2 separate regions of the Mus musculus genome follow, and region 2 is linked to region 1. Evidence: chromatin loops called from intact Hi-C (ENCODE). Cell type or tissue: left cerebral cortex. All regions are shown on one strand.

Evidence for each region. A loop is a pair of places that touch in the nucleus more often than their neighbours do. Peaks named below come from ENCODE experiments on the same cell type or tissue, not always from the same donor. Only the 100,000 strongest peaks of a DNase experiment are listed, where the experiment ranks them.
Region 2: a loop joins it to region 1, with 3 times the contacts of the local background. A loop is called at or near these places in 15 of 42 quality-filtered maps.

What each region holds. Positions count from the first base shown.
Region 1 is chr10:73,398,702-73,403,701 of GRCm38, reverse strand. It overlaps a transcript of Pcdh15 not described here. Among named protein-coding and RNA genes, the nearest start is that of A330049N07Rik, 310 kb to the right of the region's middle. In left cerebral cortex, a CTCF peak has its summit at 3,074 (motif pointing right); no DNase peak of the experiment used is centred here.
Region 2 is chr10:73,101,805-73,106,804 of GRCm38, reverse strand. It overlaps a transcript of Pcdh15 not described here. Among named protein-coding and RNA genes, the nearest start is that of A330049N07Rik, 18 kb to the right of the region's middle. In left cerebral cortex, CTCF peaks have their summits at 712 (motif pointing left) and 2,932 (motif pointing left); DNase peaks (open chromatin) are centred at 2,959, 3,182, 3,644, 4,919 and 2 more places; H3K4me3 peaks cover 767 bases; H3K27ac peaks cover 545 bases.

The sequences.
Region 1 (5,000 bases):
TCATTGTGCTGAACTCCTGGCTAGCAGAACAGTAGGTGGGGAAGTAATTGGAGATGGTGCAGAGGGGAATCCTGGAGTTCTGCATTCTCTGGTAAAATCTTTATCTGGCAGTAATTGGAATTTCATTAGCAGTTTTATACCTTTTACACTTCAAATCTCTGAGATTCCTTATTATTCTAAAAGAAAGAAGCTAAAACCCTGGTGGCCTTAACATAATAATAGCTCACAGACCCAGAGTTCTGCAGAGTTGAGCAGTATCTGCAGATGCTCCCTAATCCTGCCAAACCTTCAATTTGGGTCAGATTAACTGGCTACAGGTACAAACAGTGAACACTGGCAAGCCTTTCAGAGGAAGAATTATCTGCACACAATGTACTCTGAGAACATAGGTCATGATATTGAATACAGGAGCATCACATGTAGAATAGGGAGTTAGGCAATTCAGATACAATACCACAATATTTTGCATCCAAATGCATACCTGCCATCATGACACATCACCAGACTCTAGCTATTTTCCTCCCCATTTTGATGCAAACCCTCATGTAACTTTGAAATTTTCCTTTCCATTAGCTTATTCCACAAAAAGCTAACTTGTTATGCGAAAGTCTATGATCACATTTTTAAATACTTTGGCTTTCTAGTTGCAATTTAACTTCCAGTTGACTCTGAAATATTTAGTTGTAGCCTCTGAAACTGCAACCCAGATTGGACACCCTTCTCTACACAAAGCAAGTCTTTTTAGCAAATACAGTACAATCTAAAGAATTTCCTAGATATATTCAGCCTTTATCTGAGATCATGTTATCTGATGAGTAAGGAGAAATTACACAGGGAGAGGGCAGATTTACACATCTAGGCACTCCAGACACACTTTGCACACCAAAGTCTAGATAATAGACCTGGTGAAAGTTACAGAAGACAGTAGCTGTTAGAGATTCAAAGTTTAATTTTGTAGGAAAGTGGTCAACCAGCTTGGGACCCATCCCAGGAGTGAGCACCAAACCCTGACACTCTTACGGATGCTATGTTATGCTTGCAGACAGGGGTCTAGCATGATTGTCCTCTGAAAGGTTCTGCCAGCAGCTGATGAAGACAGATGCAGATATTTACAGCCAACCATTGGACAGAGATCAGGAACCCCTATAGAAGGTTAGGAGAACGACTGAAGGAGCTGAAGGGGATGGCAACTCCAGAAGAAGAACTACAGTGCCAACTAACCTAGACCCCTGGGAGCTTCCGGAGACTAAACCACCAACCAAAGAGCTCCTAATCCTCACTAGTGCTGGGCTGGGGTGAGGTCACCAACACATATGTAGGAGAGGATTGCCTTGTCTCAACTCAGTTGGAGAGGATGTAGCTAATCCTGTGGAGACTTGATGTCTCAGGGAAAGGAGGAGGCAGGTGGGGAGCACCCTCTCAGAGGCAAAGGGGAGGGGGGTGACATAAAGAACTCTGGGAGGGAAGTCCAGGAGAGGGGGCAACATTTGGTACGTAAATAAATAACATAAATAATTAATTAAAAAGAAAGAAATAGAAAGAAAGAATGACAGACAGATAGACAGACAGAAAGAATAAAGAAAGAAAGAGAAAAGGTGGCCAGCCATTTTCCAGGAAGGCAGCAAATTTCAATAGTCCCATGAACCACCTTTAAGCAAGTCACATTCTCTCCACTCTTTCCTGGGTTCAGTGTTCTAACTGCTAATCGTCTCAGGCATTCTTAGAGGGGTGGGGGAGTCTCGTTGTAAGTTAAACTGTATTAACCTTTAAAATATCAATGGAGCTAAGCAACTTCCATCTGCTCAGTAGCCTACCCTTTCAGTAAAGTGCCCAATCCTGTCTTTCTCCCATTATAACCAACGTTTCTTATTTTTTTTTATTATTTAAAACTATTTTCATACAATACATCTGGATCATACTCTTTTCTCTAACCTAACACCTCTCAGATCCTCCCCTACCTATGGCACCCTTTCCTCTTTCTGAAGAAAACAATCAAAACAAAGCAACAATACAAAACAATTAGACAAAAAGTATCAAAGACCAAACCAAACAAAAAGAACACAGAACCCATGCGTGCTTCTGAAGGAGAAAAGTAACTGTTCCTATCAACCAGTAATGATACATTGCAGGATACATTGGTACATTCATGGCACACATGTTATGGGATTAACCCATCAATTTCTGATGGGAATTAAGGCGTACTCCATGAAATAGAAACTATGCTTGGCTCTGCTAAAGTGAGCAAAAATCTGAGACTAGATAGGTCACGGGCTTAGGGGAAAACATAATGCTCTTATTCTATTAAAAGAATATAGTGATAAAGTTACAACTAACAACATGTCACTTCATCCCTTTATATTTCCTCATCAGAGAAGGTTTCTCCTGCAGTAGAATGGAATTAACACAGACACACACAGCTGGACCATGTGCATACAGTGATAGACTTCAGAACTCAGTTCTAAATGGTATGCCTTCCACAACACTCTCAACTCAGGACTCTGGAAACTATGTAGAAGAGAAGACAGAAAGACTCTACGAGCCAGAAATAATAGATATCACAAAGGGCTTTAGTTTTTTCATTGTTTAGCATTCAGAAATGTTTTGTAATTGAGATGTCAGAATTGGGCAGATACCAGGGAGAAATATTTTCTTATAATCTATGGTTTTTCTTTTTTCCTTATTACTAGGATCTTTGTGTACAGCAAAGACTTTTTATCTCATTACTTAATTCATGTGTATGAATTCTGCCTGACTGTATGTATAGGTGTCACATTCATGCAGTGCCAAAGGAGGCCAGAAGATTGCAGAAGATCCCAGCCCTTGAAAGTGGAGTTAGCACTAATTGTAAGCTGCCATATCGGTGCTGGGAATTGAACCTGTGTCTGGTGGAAAGAGCAACCAGTCTCTTAGCTGTTGATCCATCTCTTCATCACCCACAGCAAATGTTTTAATCTAGAAGCCAACAATCAACCTTTCTATAATAACATTGCATTAAAAATTAATTATATATTTTTCTGTGCATGGATGTTTTAACTGCATATAGCTGTGACAGTGTGCATGCAGTGTCCCTAGAGTCCAGAAGAGGGCTCCAAATCCCATGGAACTGGAGTTTCAGTTGTAAGCTGCCATTTGGGTGGTGTATACTAAGAACCAGTCCTCTGGAAGAGCACACAATGTTCTCGACTGCTAAACAATCATTCCAGCCCCTAACATAAATCACAGATCCAACTGTGTATGTGTCCTTCACCTCTGTAATGTATAAGAACCAGGATACTCTTTTTTTTCTGTTTTGTTTTTATTGCATTTACACATTTTAGTCCATAATCAATTCTCATTTTTTGATGACTGTGTATGATCCTGTTAAACTTTTGTGCATTTAAATCCAGAATGAGTTTACGGCAGACCCTTTTTCTACACTGAGTTGCTCTGGCACTTTTCTCAAAAGCAGTTTGTAACACTCCGTGGGAATGTTTGAGTTCCTTAATTCTGTTTCATTGATCCAAGCTCCTGTTCTTCTGCCAAAACTACTGTATCGATCATTGTAACTGGACAATTAGCCTTGAAACCAGGTGGACTGGCACCTTCTATTTTATGGTCCTTCAGAATTCTGCAAGCTCTCATGCTTTCGTTGATATTTTACATAAATTTTAGGAGGGGACTGTCTAAGATTTACTGAAAATGTATTTGAACCTGCATATACATTTGTTTTTCATGAGAATTATGTTAATGATTTATTTAATTGTGGAACATTAACTTAGTCATAATGCTAAATGTTTCAGTTTGTAGACACAGTGTGCCCCTCTATTTAGGATTCACATTATTTATTTTATTAAACATGTACAGTTTATCTTTCTTTGCCCCTCTCTTTTTTTTTTAAATTGGGTATTTCGTTTACATTTCCAATGCTATCCCCAAAGTCCCCCACACGCTCCCCCACCCACTCCCCCAACCACCCACTCCCACTTCTTGACCCTGTCATTCCCCTGTACTAGGGCATATAAAGTTTGCAAGACCAATGCGCCTCTCTTCCCAGTGATGGCCAACTAGGCCATCTTCTGATTCATATGCAGCTAGAGTCAAGAGTTCCAGAAGGGTACTGGTTAGTTCATATTGTTGTTCCACCTATAAGGTTGCAGATCCCTTTAGCTCCTTGGGTACTTTCTCTAGTTCCTCCATTGGAGGCCCTGTGATCCATCCAATAGCTGACTGTGAGCATCCACTTCTGTGTTTGCTAGGCCCCAGCATAGTCTCACAAGAGACAGCTCTATCTGGGTCCTTTCAGCAAAATCTTGCTAGTGTATGCAATGGTGTCAGCGTTTGGAAGCTGATTATGGGATGGATCCCTGGATATGGCAGTCTCTAGATGGTCCATCTTTCGTCACACATCCAAACTTTGTCTCTGTAACTCCTTCCATGGGTGTTTTGTTCCCAATTCTAAGAAGGGGCAAAGTGTCCACACTTTGGTCTTCCTTCTTCTTGAGTTTCATGTGTTTAGCAAATTGTATCTTATATCTTGGGTATCCTAAGTTTCTGGGCTAATATTCACTTATCAGTGAGTACATATTGTGTAAGTTCCTGTGTGATTGGGTTACTTCACTCAGGATGATGCCCTCCAGGTCCATCTATTTCTATCAGCTGTTCTTTATTGTCCTCCCTTGTAATCTCCCACATGGTCCCTTATAAGCTTCCTGCCTTTAATGGATACTCAACTTAAATACACATATCAAAAAATGCAAAGCTCATAAACGCAGATGAGAGAAACGGAAGAGATAAATAAGATGGGCATGGAACAAAGAAGAAGAAGGAGTATGGGAAAGGATAACTCACTCAGTGAAGATCTTTGAAAATGTCATATGGAGATCTGCTATTGTAGAAGCTTCATAAAATAGAGACACACACATACACACACACACAAACACACACACGCACATGCACATGCACACATACATAAATACACATACACACGTACACACATATGAATACATATACACATATATACA
Region 2 (5,000 bases), 300 kb after region 1:
ACACCCTGCAACCAGGCACCGAGACGCAGGAGCAAGGTCTCAAACCCACCTTGTTGCTGACTTCCATGGTGAAAATAGGGATCTCTGCCATTAGTGAGAAGCACGTGACACCTCCAAGCACTGAAAGCCTAAGTTCGCAAGGTGAAACGTTTTTTGTTTTTTGTTTTTTTAAAGATAATGCCAGAGAAAACGTTTTCAGAATTGAACATTCCTGCGGGCAAAATGCTATCATATCCTGGTAGAGCTGAGTTGGGTAAAATTGATGCAAACTCATAATATTATAAATGGTGCCGTTTATTTGAAATCCCACCGTGAGCCTTTCCAACATGGCAGTCAGAGAGAGTGTCTGACTTCTTGATGGAAATCTTCCTAACAAGAAAACTTTGGGCAAAGATTATAAATAATACTTAACTTTTGATTCTTATAGCTGGGGAGATAAAAATGTCTCCGGATGGTGGATACATGCGTACATATATCATGTAATATACGATACATATATATCTTATAATACATATATATTGTTTGTGTGTGATCTATCTTTGAGAGCTAGGCCTGCAATATTTTATAAATATAAAAATAAAGTATGCCAGAGCCAGAATGATAGCTTAGCATTTAAGAGCGCTCACTATTCTAAGGGAACAGTTGAGTTTAGTTTCCTGTTCCAACTCAAGCCACCAGTAACACCAGCTCCAAGGGAACCACTGCCCTCTTGTGGCGCCTGTAAGCACTGCACTCACATTCACATAGGCCCACACAGACACACAAACCAAGTTAAAAATAAATCCTTATGAAGCAATACTTGTTTGTAAATTAAAATATTTTGAGACATACCTCAGACCCTTCACTATGCATAAAAAAGCACACATTTCCACATGAAGAATGGTATTAAACCCAGTGGCCACATTTAATATTTGCTCTAGCTACAAAACTGCTACAATTTAAATATAAAGATCATCACGGTTGTTTTCAGTGAAAAATGTGCACATATCCTCGAGGGTAACACAGATCCCTCATTTTCGTTTTTTAAAATCAATTATAACCTGAATTTTTGGAAGTGTGATGTTAGTGATGGACTTGTGATCCCCAGATGTTACCGCTATGCCACGCCTAACTCGTGGAGTTTAGCACACACCACATTTAATACAGTATAAAACTCCATGCCTGACAGAGTTGCGCACCTTCTTCCAAACATTACTATTTGGATTTTTAGCAAGTTTGTTCATAGAAGAAGAAAATATGATATGTTTGATTGTAAAAATATAGCCTCAGATTAGATGGCTTCACAATATAAGAAAAAAAATCTATGGAATCTTGAACAAAAGCCTCTTACTTTGTAGCAGTGAGGAGAAATAAAGAGGTTATCAATCTGGGAGCAGTGGGGGCCTGGGAGGGTTCTGCGGAGAGTGTAGCTGGGAGGATCCGGACAGGAAAGGGAGAGGGAATTGTGTAATTCTATTTACATAAAAAACATTTTAAAAGAGAAAACACACACACACACACACACACACACACACACAACCCACAAGCCATCATTTTATTTATACAATTGACCAATTCCAGGCATTTTGCTAAGGTGGTCAGGGAGAAGTACCTCTTAGAAGAAAAATATATTTTAGTTCTAAGTTTTATAGCTACTGGTTGTAATGGGGAAAGTTGCTTTTCACCTACAATCAGGTTTCCAGTTAGCAATACATAAAGCACCCCCCCAACAGGCAAATGAAGTTCAAGAAAATACAAGGCAAATGCCCTTCGCTTCTCTCAAAGAAAATAGAGTCAACCCTGACACCCTGTCTCCTGATGCACGGTGGTCTCAAGCCTTGCTACAGTGATTTCTTCTAGTCTGACCCCTCTAGACCCAAGCAGTCTGTAGGAAAATAAAGAGAGATTGAAAGGCAACCCACCACCATGGTCTTCAGTTCTCTGAATATAACCATTGGCAATATTCTACTCCTCTTGCTCAAATCTGGGTTTTCACGAGTGTTCTCATTTCCTATTTTAGCCCAAAGGCTTCAGATGAGCTCAAGCCTTCTAGGGATGGGCTGTGAAATCCACAAACATCCAACAGTCTCAACAGCTGCTGGAATGTGCAAGTGACTCGCTGGTGGTGATAAACTGCTCATTGTTCTTACTGAGCAACTGAACACCTCAAAACAGACGCATGCTAAGATTTATCCTTTTTTTTTTCTAGTTGATATCTTTAAAAGTGCAAAGCAATCCTGTTCATGGATGTGCTATCGTATTATTTTAAGTGGATACATACAGTTTTGAGGTAGCATGTATGAGCCCAATGTAAACACGGAGGGGCATGTTTGAGGGGTCGTTTTAGTTGTAAGAACCTAAAAGAGAAAGGACAGCACATACGACATTATAATCGATTGAGAACTGGAACGGGCATTCCTTATAGATTCAAAGTCGTGTTAAGAAATCCCCTGAGGCTAGAAAGACCGTTCAGTGGTTGGAAACCCTTGCTGCTCTTGCAGAGGACCTGAGTTCAGTTCCCAGCACCCACTTTGGGTATCTCATAGCCATCTGTTACTACAGCTTCAAAGTAGCTGTAGCTTTAACTACTATTTTTAACCTCAGGCAAGTGATATTCACTCTCTATCACACACATCACACACATACACACATAAATATGATAATTCGTATCAAAAGAAAAATTCCATCTGCTAACGAGACTGAACTGATTTAAAAAAAATCCAGATTTCATCTTCTCACAGATGAAGTTTAAGAAAAAGAAAAGCATTGTCAACAGGAGACAATGAGATGCCCTACCCAATATCTATTAGTTGGAAGTTATATATAACAATAATCTTTCATTCTTAGAGAAAACTCCCATGTCACCATTGCCATAAATTCAGTTTAAGATGTTTCAGAACGGATATTTTCAGAAGCGTAGGCATCACAATAGCGCCACCATGTGGCAGTTCTCTCTCACCCCATGGGTGGAGGTGGAAGGAGCTTCTGGATACCCCAAACACAAGCTCTTTCATATTATATACATGGAAGGGGACCCACTTGGTCATCAGAGCTGCCTCTCTACTTAAGCCACTTTACTAAGGCAGGAGTGCTGGCGGCTGGGCACTAGGATCCAATCGTCTTATCACTTCTCACACCAGCGATGCGGTTCAGAGGAAGAAAAGGCAGTTCTTTCTTTCTGCCTTGCTAGGATGATGTTAATTCCCTCCGTAATTTCCTTGACAGACTTCCAGCTTCCTAGAGTTTCTTCGAGCACCACCTACACACATATCTAAAGCGGTCTCTGGAGGTTCAACAGAACAGAAACACAAAGCTCAAAAGTAAGCTTACAATCCGAGTGACTCTGAAAAGATACCGTTTCATGAGAGCGCAACAGCTACTTCCAAAAAGTAAAATCAAGATGCACATAGATTCAAGAGCAGGCAACCAAGCCTCAGGTAGAGCATATGACACTCTGGGAAAAGCCATTTGAGCAAAGGGGCATACGTACATGCATGCATACATACATACATGGACGTGTGCATGCTCACATGCAAGTGCACACACATGCCCAAGTACTATTCTTGTTTTCACATGTTCTGCTGTCTTGTTGCTCTTGTATAACATCTTCAGTGGTAGAACTCTACAAATGCCTGTAGTTGACAAAATATGTATTCCACAAAAGGAGTGTTCCTTAAGAAGGCAGCCCGTGATGACTAGCTTTGACATCACTCAGCCAATGCACAGCACACAGATAGAACACCAGGGCACACAGTGGCAGTCTCCTTTGGGAGGAGAGGGGAAGGTCTGAGGAGTTTCATGAAAATGTCAAACAGACCACAGAAACACCAGCATGTCCAGTTATCTTTAAAGCATTCTCCTTACTTCGGCCGTGCCCTCCTAAAGCTTTATTATAAATGGAAGCAACATTCCTAGAAAAAAAAAACCTGTTTTCTGGGATTTTAAATATATACTTTGTTTGGATATGGCCATGAAACTATTTTTCACTATTAAGAAAATATAAAAATAATCAATGTTAAAGGAATTTTAAAAGATGTTCTTACTCAATAAAAAGTAATTCACAATCCTTGCTTCCAGTTATTACATAATCATTTTCATCAATACATTGATCAAATTATCATCTCATCGGACTTCTCAATACATTGGTAGCGTTATCATCATCCATATGTAGCTTAAGTTACCATCTACCCAGACTCATCCATACACTGATGTTGTAAAAAATAAAAATAAAGGCATAAACTGAAAGTTGTTAAACATGATGATAAATTAGCACCGGAGGATAATCATCCCCCACAGAAGACTCCATGGCATGGGGTGAGAGAAGGCAAGGTAGACTCGGGAAGGTAAGAGTGTGCTAGGAACACACCAGCCGACCTTCCCTCATGGAAAACACATCCAGAGACACTAAGCCTGCAGTGATCACAGGCCGTTTCTTGAGTTAGGACACTGGTGTCACCCAAGATGCTAAACCAAAGCCAGTGAAACAGAAAGTCCTGAACCTCCATGTTAGTGTCCAGTTCTCAGTCAACCTCAGGAATAAACATTTAAGGAAATAAGCACTCCACTTGAGGAATTGATTCCTGAGGACAAACCATTGATTTGGAAAGGGATTACTGCAAAGGAGAAGTTGTTTTCTTGGGAGGCTCAACTCGCTTCTGAAGTGAAGATCTGCCCTCGGAGATAGAGATGTCTCTCCAAGAGATCTCACATAAAGCTGACTCCTGATGAAGATAACTCATGCTATGCAGTGCTTGTGTGTGCTTGCACATAGGTAGGAACACGGGTGCGTATGTGCACGTGCACACACAGAAACACACACACACACACAATGCTCACACATCCACCGTTTCAAATCGTGCTTCAATTTCCTTCTCTTTACGGCAGCCCAACTCACCCTTAGTATACAGTTCATGTTTCTAACTTAGCATGACTTCCTGACTTCCGCTAAATTCTACTCTTCCTACCTCTGTGGAATCCCGCCTGCCCCTTCCGTAGGACGCAGCTGACTCCTTTACTCCTTA